Regions from separate parts of the Homo sapiens genome. Here regions 2 and 3 are each linked to region 1. The links are chromatin contacts, found by Hi-C or POLR2A ChIA-PET in ENCODE. All regions are on one chromosome and are shown on one strand. Each heading gives the region's core, a stretch centred on a gene start or an enhancer-like site at or near the end of the contact. The rest is flanking DNA. Distances are from core to core; before and after follow the strand shown.

The links. A loop is a pair of places that touch in the nucleus more often than their neighbours do. ChIA-PET counts read pairs that join two places held with the same protein, here RNA polymerase II (POLR2A). Pooled maps may share reads with other maps.
Region 2: a loop to region 1 is called in a pooled map, with 5 times the contacts of the local background. The contact joins the promoter of SLC39A11 here to the promoter of LINC01152 in region 1. A Hi-C loop is called at or near these places in 1 of 37 single-sample maps with no recorded cell type and 2 of 50 pooled maps. POLR2A ChIA-PET finds 5 or more read pairs at or near these places in 1 of 52 experiments (WTC11).
Region 3: a loop to region 1 is called in a map with no recorded cell type, with 8 times the contacts of the local background. The contact joins the promoter of SSTR2 here to the promoter of LINC01152 in region 1. A Hi-C loop is called at or near these places in 6 of 37 single-sample maps with no recorded cell type and 2 of 50 pooled maps.

What each region holds. Positions count from the first base shown.
Region 1 is chr17:72,028,599-72,032,391 of GRCh38, reverse strand. It overlaps LINC01152 (long intergenic non-protein coding RNA 1152), which reads right to left and starts at 1,738. Exons shown (of 3, transcript NR_110132.1): 1 at 1,541-1,738. RefSeq lists an enhancer at 1,843-2,613.
Region 2 is chr17:73,091,424-73,095,197 of GRCh38, reverse strand. It overlaps SLC39A11 (solute carrier family 39 member 11), which reads left to right and starts at 2,510. Exons shown (of 10, transcript NM_139177.4): 1 at 2,510-2,587. RefSeq lists a silencer at 3,350-3,581.
Region 3 is chr17:73,163,398-73,167,028 of GRCh38, reverse strand. SSTR2 (somatostatin receptor 2) reads right to left here and starts at 2,019. Exons shown (of 2, transcript NM_001050.3): 1 at 1,741-2,019. RefSeq lists a silencer at 1,765-2,104 and an enhancer at 2,645-2,894.

The DNA.
Region 1 (3,793 bases), core at 489-2,988:
TTTTTGAATGTAAAATTAATACATGTTGATTGTAGAGAAAAAAAATCACTCCTAAGCCTACCACTGAGAAAGCATATGTGTTTTGGCTGCCCAAGATTGATTTCTGCCTTCATGTGGAAGTAAGCTTTAAAGGCTCTGTGTTAGGGCATAGTCTAGAAACATGGGGCCCAAGGGCACCGGGAAAACTTACAAAGGGAAGAGATGGAACTGGGAGGGTTCAAGCTACCAGTTCCATCTCTCCATGTTTTAGAGAATTGGGGCACTAAGTCAGCCAGGTAAGGTCAGGTCAGAGGAGGGCCCGGATGAAGCATGAGATGCAGAGGGACAGTGCGTGAATGGAGACCTTGGGTAGCACCAACGTGTAGCGGCAGAGGTGGGGTGGATGTGGCTGATGTCAGGGAGAGAATGGGGAGCATGCACAGGGCTCAGTCTTATACATACATTGAAAATCCTTTAGCCTTTCAAAGATTATTAACCCAAATCACCTTTCTTGCTTACTCCAGATGCCTCAGCCTCTGATATAATTGCTAAGTATCTGCCGTGTTAAAAATAAACATTTGAGAATCAAGGGTGATTTTTCTCTTTTCTTTTGAATTGTAATTGCGATGTACTCATGGCCTGCCATGACGTGAGGTCTGGCTTAGATTAGCCCCTGGCTGAGAGACCCATGCTAATTTAGTGCCTGCAATTATGCCTGCCTCTAATCGTGTTCTGCTCTTTGTAGGATGTACCCTTTGCAATAGAAGCAACGGTTATGCTGGGTCATCTATACTTTCTTGCCCCAGGCCGCTTGTGACACACATTGGTGAGACAACTGGCCAGGATTAGGGGTATGATCTGTGACCCTGAAACAGAGTGAAATTGATTGGCAATGAGGGATGAGGGGGGTGATCCTATTAAAATTATAAGCACCGTAAGTATTCTAATATCTGACCCCTCACTGTAATGGATGTGCACCTACCTCCCAGCCATAAAAATGCTTCCAATAAAAGAATCAAAAACGAAAACATGCAGAAAAACTTTTATGTATGAGTGCATTTGTCTGAGGTGTCATCCAGCTGTAGCTTCAGAGTAGGGGTGCACATGTCAATTGAGAATGATCAGCCTTTGCTTTCTGTCTGCAGAGGCTGGCAAAGGGGAAACAAGCTGCATAGTTTAGTGCTGGCAAAATAAACCACTATGCAGTTATAAACAAGAGTGGGTGGGTGAGTTGAAAGATGGGTGGATGGGTGAGTGGGTTGGTCCCCTTCCTGATGTATAAAAACAGAACTCCTAGGTTTGGGGTTCATGTTACAATTGGACTCCAGGAAAACAGACTATACATTCAAAATCTAAACCAGTTTTAAAGTATAAATTAAAAAGTATTTTCCCTCTAGCACATTTAGATATTATTGTTTACTAAGAGAAAGAAGAACAGGCTACATGCCGTCTTCGATAGCTCCCTCATGCTCCTAGATCCACAAATGATACCAGGGAAGCCACTGCTTGCCTCTGTGCCTTTGGGGAGGCGGAGGTTGTAGGGGGAAGTCTGAAAGCTCACCATCACGGAGCTCCAACTCCTTCTTCCTGGGATGCGGCACTTGCCTGTGAAGCCACAGGAGGCTGGAGGGGTAGAGGCTGGGGGCAGGAAGAGGAGGAAGTGAGGAAGGGGGCGATGCCCGGGAGGGCTCTGGGAGAGTAACCAATTCCTTCACTGGGGGCAGGCGGGAGTCTCCAGGGTCACTATGGGGCAACCTGTGAAGGGAAGGGAGGAAAGGGATTTCCGGAAGTCTCCCGCTCTCCCTCCTGCCTGCTTCCCTCCTTCCCCTAGCGGTTGATTGCGAGGAGCAGCGGAAGGAAGGATGTATCAAACCGAAAGAAGAAAGAACCCCTGCCAGTCGCCCCCATGACATCCGACTCTGAACGGCAGCGATCTAGAGGCTGTGGCGTGTTGCAGATTAACAGCAGCGAGGGCAGGAGGCAAATCAGATGCCGCAGGAGCTGACTGTTTTCTTTAGCCCTGAGAGCTGACTGTAGGCACAGGTTGCATATCAAAGGCAACGGGAATCAGTCTGTGGCAATATTACATCAGGTCCTGGACTGGTGGTGGTGTTGGTTGCGGGGGTGGGCGGTGGGGTCCAAGTCCTAAAAGATGTCAGTCAAACACCAGCTGAGCTTCTAGACCTCCTTCTGTGGCCCTTCTTCTGATCAAGTATGCAAATAATAATACAGTCAGGCTCTACCTCCTGCAATTAGCACAGGGGAGGGCTGAGTAACTGGGAGGACTTAGCCTTCTCCCTGTGGTTATCTTGTAAGGCTTTGAAGTGTAACTTTTGTTTTGTTTTGCTTGCTTTCCCCCTGCATAGAAATTTCCCTTAAGGGAAGGGTGGGTCTAAACTACCTTTAAAATGAGTTTCCACTCCCTGAACAAGGCTTGTAAAAGCTTGAGAGAAAATGCCAGGGGAAAGCATGGAAACTTTCTGGGGATAAACTATGGGTCTCCACCTTTGCACTTAATCAGGGGACAGCCACTAACCCCAGTAGCTGCATGCTTTCTGCCACCTTCATCTACCTGAGCAAAACTTCAAGGACATGTTTATGCTGAATCTCCAGAGAGAGCAATAGAAGCCCAGCTTGAGGGAAATGACTGGACCTTGATTACTTAGGATAAAAAGAGATCAATTTATGGTAGGACTATCTATTTATGTCTGCACATTCATCAGGTTTGCCTAGGAAAGGAGTCTCAGAAAATGTGTTGGAATTGGGCACTTCTGATGTCTATCCTATTCCTTGTCTTGGTTGATAACACTTTCTCCAGTCCCCAGATCTCATTTTAGGAAATGAGACTTGTTATCAGGCATCCTAGAGCCTCCATATTTTTCTGAGTCTTTCTGTGTCTGCCGGCACCATTGACGTTGTTACTATTGCTGGTTTTCCTCTTATATTTTCTGTGAAAATGCTTAGGAGCTTTTAAGAACTGGTGGCCACCAGAGAGGTTAAACATTATAAACAATATAAAGCAAAGGAATCTTAGTGTGCTGTCTTTGGGGTGTGTCATTGCTGTACAGCTTCTCTTTTTTTCCTAAAAAACCCTAATCATCTTCTGTGGTGGGAGGGGTTGGAGTTGAAGGGATGGCTAGTTGAGGTGGGGGCAATTTGTGCTGTACCTGTCTCTGACAGTCTTTTAATTTTTCATTCGTCTATGCAAATTTATTGTAAAAGAGGTATGGCTTTTTCATTCTTTCACTCATTGACTTAGCCATTCAACAAACATATATCCAGCATGTGCCTTGAGTAGGACAAGGCTGAACACTGTTTTTAAAAGGTATGTTTCTGTAAAGATGCACTCTTCCCTGACCACCAGACCCTGCCAAACCTTTGAGAGAGTGTCTCTGAGAAGGAATGAGCAAGGGAAAATATCCCATTAGAAGGGAACTCTTGGGTCCTCACCCCTCCTGAGATAGAGATGAATAAGGGCATCTTCTAAAGCACTGAGAACTGTTAAGCTGTCCTTAAGCGGGTGAGGGATATGACTTTTGAAAATAATAGTAAAAACAGTTTATGTGGGGATAGTTTATGAGAGTTCACAGAACCCTTTCATGTGTGTTACTAGAATGAGTGTTGGGTTGAAGATTAGGCAGACATGCTCCCAATAATACTTTTGAAGCGCTGGACACATGCTGTGTTTCACCAAGAAGTTAGCAATTGTTCATAGTTGTAGTATCTGTGACACAGGTCCCAAATGTTCAGATTAGCTAACGTGACCAAAGAGGAGAGGCTTGACATCTCTTTCGCTTGGTTCCATCTCCTTATT
Region 2 (3,774 bases), core at 1,261-3,760, 1.1 Mb before region 1:
GAGGCTGAGGCAGGTGGATTGCTTGAGCTCAGGAGGTTGAGACCAGCCTGGCCAACATGGCAAAACCCCGTCTCTACTAAAAATACAAAAAATTAGCTGGGTGTGGTGGCACGCACCTGTAGTCCCAGCTAATTGGGAGGCCAGCTGAGGCAGGAGAATCACTTGAACCTGGGAGGTGGAGGGTGCAGCGAGCCGAGATTGCACCACTGCACTCCAGCCTGGGTGACAGGGCGAGACTCCGTCTCAAAAAAAAAGAAAAGAATTTAAGCATCCACAAAAGTAGAAACAGAAACATTTAATGAACCTCTACGTGCCCGTTCCCCAGGTTCAACAATGGTTAATTTTTTATTTTTAAGAGACAGGGTCTTTCACTGGAGTGCAGTGGCACCATTACGGCTCACTGCAGCCTCAAACTCCTGGGCTCAAGTGATCCTCCCCACTCAGCCTCCCTAGTAGCTGGGACTACAGGCCCAGCTACCATCTGCCACCATGTCCAGCTACTTTTTAAAAACTTTTTGTAGCGACGAGATCTTGCTTTTTTGCCCAGGCCGGTCTCAAACTCTTGGGCTCAAACAATCTGCCCACCTTGTCCTCCCAAAGTGCTGGGATTACAGGTGTGAACCACCATGCCCAGCCTAAGAATGGTTAATTCATGGCCAATTTTGTTTAATCTCTACTCCATCCACTTTTCTCTTCCATCATATTTTGAAGTGAGTCTAAGATATTGTGTCATTTTATGGCTATTGCAGCGTGCAGGAAGAGGTATGACATTTTGGAAGATGAGTTGATGGGCCGTGCCACATGGGTATTGTGTCTCTGTGTGCCTGTACATACTCTCTTATGTGGAATTGCAATGGCTGATTTGACTCTTCCAAGTTGGGGGTCTTTTAAGGGCAAAGACCACCCTCCAGTGGCCAGGCTGTCTTCTCCTCCCCATGGAGTGCTTGGTATATGGTGCGACCGTCAGTGTGAACAACCTAGTTCCACTGGAAGAAAGAGGCCTGTTATTGGACCCTTTGGGCTATGGCCATCGAGACCACGGGTAGCTTTTCTGCTCAGGTCACGCTCTGATATGTTGTCAAATAAAACACAGGACACTCAGCTGGGTTTCAGTTTCAGATCAACAACAAATATGCCTGTAACATAAGTATGTCCCACACATTGCCCGGGGCATATTTATAGTAATAAATGACGTTATTTTTCTGAAATTCAAATTTAATCAGGCTTTTTTTTTTTTTTTTGAGATGGAGTTTTGCTCTGTTGCCCAGGCTGGAGTGCAGTGGCGTGATCTTGGCTCACTGCAAGCTCGGCCTCTCGGGTTCACGCCATTCTCCTGCCTCAGACTCCCGAGTAGCTGGGACTACAGGCGCCTGCCACCACGCCCAGCTAATTTTTTGTATTTTTAGTAGAGACGGGGTTTCACCGTATTAGCCAGGATGGTCTCGATCTCCAGACGTTGTGATCTGCCCGCCTCGGCCTCCCAAAGTGCTGGGATTATAGGCGTGAGCCACAGCGCCCAGCCCAGGCATCTTGTTTCTATCTATTTATTTATTTTGTTTTGTTTTTGGCTAAATCTAGTCAATCCTATCCTCTGGTCTTTTCACAGAAATCCTGCAGATCAAAGCCTTTGACCTAGGGCAGTGCTTTTCAAAGGGTGGTCCCAGGACAGCAGCATCAGCAACTCCTAGCTCAAAACAAGATCTCAGGCCAGGCGCGGTGGCTCATGCCTATAATCCAGCACTTTGGGAGGCCCACACGAGTGGATCATTTGAGGTCAGGGGTTCGAGGCCAGCCTGGGCAACGTGGTGAAACCCCGTCCCTACTAAAAAAAAAAAAAAAAAAAAAAAAAAACAAAAATTAGCGGGGCTTGGCAGCATGCACCTGTGATCCCAGCTACTCGGGAGGCTGAAGCAGGAGAATCGCTTGAACATAGGAGGCAGAGGCTGCAATCACCCGAGATTGGGCCACGGCACTCCAGCCTGGGCGAAAGAGCGAGACTCCATCTCAAAAAAACAAAAGCAAAAACAAAAAAATCCCAAAATGTCAGCCCCACCCAGAATGACGGAACCAGAGCCTCTGGGGGTGCTGGCATTTTGTGTTTGACCCCCTCCAGTGATTCTTTTGAGGGTCATTGACTGGAGAATGATGCCGATGCCATCACATTACCCGCCCCCAGCCTCTCCCGCAACACACACACAGCACATCCTGCTCTGCTGCGCACCCAGTGGCATGGACCTGGCTGCCAAAGGTGTAGAAGCATAAGTAACATCAGGGGTGTTACAAAGGGCTCTTTCCTTGGGTGTTTGTAGCTTCCCTTAGGGCTGCAGTCACTCGCAGACTGCTGGGCTCTTGGCCTCAGGGCTCTGTTCTGCCCGCCCAGATCTGTTCCTGAGCCTGCAGACGGCTGTGAACCAGAGAATCTATTCTTCAGGCGGGAGTTGCCAGTTGCGGCCAAGGGGGCGGGGCCCGGAGGCGGGAGGGCCACGTGTGCGGGAGGGAAGCAGGAAGTGACTGCGGGAGTGGAGCCGGCGAGAGAGTGGCAGCGGGGGCTGATGGAAGTGCAGTGGGGGCTGGAGAGGGCACCCTAGTGAGTTGGCTTTTCTCTCCTTCGGTGCCTTTGGTTGGGCTCGAGGCCCGGGGTCGGAGGCCATCAGGACAAGAGTGTGGGACTTGGAAGGGCAGCCACCTGGAGCTTGGAAGGGGGTACGCCTGGAGAGAGGAGGGGTTTGGAGGAGAAATTGGAGGCTTTGGCAGGTGTCGGGGCGGGGTGGGAGGGTGAGGGGCGGTGGGAAGGAAGTCCCCGGACCCCGGCTATGTCCCTCTCCAGGGTGATCTGGAAGGCAATGACATGCCTTCCTTTTACAGTCCTAACCCAAATCCTCTTCGTTCGTCCCTTCCTAGGCGGTGTGTGGGGGTACCCGGGATTCCTGGGAGCAGAGGCAGCTACAAATCCAGCTGCTCCCAGGCCCCTCCCACTTGCTCTGGCTGTTAGCTGGACCTCTGGAACTTGACTGGGAATCTGGTTAACTTGCAGCAGGTCTGGGTGGGGCGTGACAGTGTGCATTTCTAACTAATTCCCAGGTTGGGTGGTCCGCGGACCACGCTTTGAGTAGCGAGGCATTAGAGAACTTTTCCACAGTCCTCTCCGCCCAGACCTGAATCCTTCTGCTGGATTCCCCCTCGTGGAGTTAGGGCATGTGTGTGCAGCTCCACTAAGGCCCAGCAGCCCTAGTGCTGTTTCCACTTCTGCAACTTCACCAGCCTCTTGAACTGACTCTTGGAAGCGGAACAACAGGTTTAAAAGGGGGAGAAAGGAAATAAAGAAAACAAACCTGTATCAATCAGCCGGGAATGCCCATGTGCTGCTGTGGCAGGTGTGTACAAGTCTACAGGCTGTTGGCATGTTAAAAGTTGGAACGGTCAGAGAATGATTCTCCCTGCTGCTAACGAATCAGGGTTGATGGAATTAATATCCCCATCGTGAGGAATTCTGAGCCCCATTGTGTAAGCTGTGATGGAGATGCTGTGTCCTAAAGTTGTTACTGGTCTGCCGGTTAGAGAAAACTTCTTGTTCTCTTGGGACTCTGCCAGAAACTTTTTCTTCTCTTGAGACTCTGCAGAAAACTTTCTGTTCTTTTGGGACTCTTCTTTGCTCTTGCCAATCCCACATGGGGCAGGAGAACTCATTTTCTAAGCTCTTGGTATTGTAGAAGTTTTACCAGTTTTATTTATTTATTTATTTTTATTTTTTTTTGAGACAGAGCCTTGCTCTGT
Region 3 (3,631 bases), core at 770-3,269, 1.1 Mb before region 1:
CATGAATGGTCACACTCCAATGTCTGAGTAACACGGAATCCCCCTGGGTTGGCAGAGCCCCTGTCTAAGAGCTTTTGGGCTAGGAACGATGATGGTGCAGGGAGTATGAGAGAGGGTTGAGTGTTGCTTTCCAGCCCTAACTCGGTCATTTTAACTGGAGTTTGAGTCAACAGGACAGAATTGCTTAATGGTAGCAACAGACAGGGTTCAGAGTCTTGGTGAAGGTGGTGGAGGTGGGAGGCTGGGGAGCCGGCTGAGAGTGGGAAGGCTCCTCTAAGCAAGAAATGAGCTTAAATCATGGGGAGTCTTATTTAACAAAGAAGTCAGCCGCTTAAGGTCTTCCAGAGACTTCTGTTTCATTTTTGTTTCAGAGAAAGAATATTCCAATGCCAGGCAGACAATTCTAGATGAATTGTGGTTAAATTAAATGTACAAGGAAGTTTCGTTTTCTGCATTCTTTGTTTTTCCAGCCCAAGAATTGTTAGATGCTGGAAATGGCTAGTGGTTGGTTTCCTCTGAACCATGTCCAGGCTCTGTAGAGAGGAGGGTGAGAATGGTCTCACGCACCTGCCCCCCCCGCCCCCCTTTTACATAGGGGCTGTGATTACCAGCCCAAGAAATGAGTGTTGGGATGGCGACCCGACATCAGGGGAGGTCCTAAATCCTACTCAGCTTCAGTTTCTCCTCTCCCCATCATGTTTCCCGCATTCACTTCCCACCCCCCGCCTCCCTCAGGGCCTGCAGAACCCGGCTTGGTCTCTGTGCGGCTAGAGCGAGAGCCCCCACTGGCAGGGTGACAAAAGCCCCTGAGGGCCACCGCGGCGCGTGAGCGCCTGGGAAAAGCCGGGGCGGTGCTGGCCTACGGGGTTGAGAAATGGAGGGGCGAGTGTCAGGACCGCGGAGCCGGTTGCTCCCGGCTGGCACAGAAAGTCCTCCTCCTGGCCATCCAACTCGCTGATCCTCAGAGCAAGGGTTTCCCAAAGAACTCTGTGCCATTTCCAGGAAGACGAGGCAAGAGCGGAGATTGTGGCGCCAGCACGCCCAGTATCGAAACGCACAGCAGGGGTGCCGGGTGTGGGGGGGGGGCGCTGAGGACAGAGACATCGGGGCGCAGAAGACAGTCGCTTGGGGGACTTGGCCAGCGGCTTTTGGGCACGGCCTATGCAGTGGTTTTTTCTCTCCAAACCTAGACAAACTGTCCTTTCTGTCCCGAGGTGGGGGACGGGGACGGATCCTAGATCGTTCAGCGTCTAGGGAGAGAAGCCCCTCTTTCTCCGCTCTGCGCCCGCCGCCTGCCTCTGGCAGGCTCGGATCTCCGGGTGCGCTCCCGCAGGAGCCCCAGCTGGCATCTCACGGCCTCGCTCCCCTCGCGCCAGGTCTCTTTTGTAGGGGGCTGGGAGAGAAGTTGTCACCCGTCGCAGCTACCTGAAATCTCGGGCTAAAGGGCACACGCCACGCACACGGGCATGAGGCTGCGAGGACACGTCCGTTCCAGCACACTCTACCCACAGCCCCCTTACTCAGGCAAGGGTACCCGTTGTCGTTCATTCCTACTACAATCACCCCAAAAGGCACAAGAGCGGAGAATCACGCACCGGGACCTAAGCTCAGGCACTCGGATGGGCACACCACCATCAGCGCAGATGCACACAGGTGCCCAAGTGCGCTTCTCGCTCCCTCCATCTCTCTTATCACACACACACACACACACACACACACACACACACACACACCCCTCACCTTTGCTTTTCCGCTGCAATCCGCTAGCTCCGGTCTCCGACACCCAGCGGCTGTCCCCGAGCCAGCTGGGCGCCGGGGCGCGCAGCAGCTTGGCTAGCGCCTGGCGCCGGACGTTTGGGGTTCCTGGCTCCTCGACCCTCTTGTGCCGGCTCCCGCTAGCCCCTCGCACGTAGAGAGCTCCCCTCGCCCGCAGACCCCCGGCGCCAAGCCTCAGACTGGGGCTCTGGGCGCTGGTGGTCTTGCGAGCGCGCGCGCATGGGTGGCTGCGCCGCTGGGACTGGCCCAGCCAGCCCGGGCCCCTCGGCACATTTCCCCACGCCCCCCTCCCGCTACGTCACAGCGGCTTCGCTCCGCCCCCCCAACCCCTCCTCCCGGGTCCTGCAGAAGGACAGGGGTGAGACCGGCTGAAACGCCTGCGGGTGGCCGCAGGCAGAGCTTACAGACAGCCGGGGAGCGGGGAGAGAGGGGACCCGCCTGCGGGGGCGTAAAAGGTTAAGCGTTTTCGGTCTCCTCAAGACTCATGGCAAGGACAAGCGCTATTTTCCCTCTGATTTCACAGAGTCGATTCCCTTCCACCCATATATTCTAGGCAGCTGGAGTGGCGGCCGGGGTGACCCAGACTTATACCGGGACCTCTGTGATTTCCTTAGCCAAACAAGTTAGCAAAGCTGTGTTTACCGTGGGCCAGCCCCGGGCGCAGGGCGCAGGGCCAGGCTAAGAGTAGGGAGAAAAAGGGCTCAGGGGATAGCGCTTCTCCATGCAGTTCCCAATGAGCGCAGGGAGTGTAAACCCGCACCTGGAGTCCAAGATTCAGTCCTAGGAGCCATCAGAGGGCCAGTGGACGTCGACTGGTCCCAGCTGTCCCTGCGTCCCACAGCTTGGAGGTGCAGCGGCCATACAGGTGGTCCCCTTGCTGTAGCCACGTCAGTCAGCACCTGCTGGTCTGACCCAGCACAGTCTCTCCTACATGCTGTGAGGGAGCAAAGGGGAGCAGGCAAGAAGTGGGAGTCGCATGGAGTTGCAGCTGTTTATTTTTGACTGTGATGATTCAGCCTCTTTTCCAATAGTTTAATAAGTCATAATCAATCCTGCAGCCTCCCCTTCCTCACCCTCCTCCAAGTACATAGGTATACACACACACACACACACACACACACACACACACCATCCTCAGTACAGTTTTAGAGGATGTGAAAACAGAAAGCAAACCCCAACTAGCTTTCTCTGTGAGCTGAGCTGCCTTGATTTGTCCATCCTATTATCTGATTTCCAATTCACCAGGGAAAAGTAAAAGTCCAGAAGCTGTGTGGCAGGTGGGGTGAGCCTTAGAGATAGATGAGTGACATGGAAAAGCAACCACCAGGTACAGCAGCAGCCAGCTCTCTCTTCTATCTGGGCCAAGCTGTATCTTGGGGTACCCACTGTGAGATGGGGATCAGGAGTTTCCATCTCTCTCTGAGACGTTGGTCATGATAGGGCTTAAATCTTGGCATCCTGGAGCTCAGGGTGAGATGGAAATTGAGCTGCAATTGCCTTAAGTTCCAGGAGTCAATCTGGGAGCCAGCATCTCTTTTAGACATGTGTATGCAAGTGGAAGGGCTGGGGTGGCTAGCTCACTGGAAGAGGGCTGTGTCTGCTCACCGTCAGTGGGAAGAGGGAGAGGCAGAGAGGTAATAGTAATATCAGGAGGGCATCGTGGAATTGTGCTCAGGGGAACTCGGCATCCTCTGGCCACACAGTTGCTACAATGCCTGTTGCCACCTCCAGTTTAAAACCAGTAATCTGACTGGTTTCCAGGAAAAGAAGGAAGAGCCAGGAAGTGCCCACTCTGCCCTCAAATTCCTTTCCTAAAAGTTCTCAAACTGTTAATACCAGATTTACGTTTCATTAA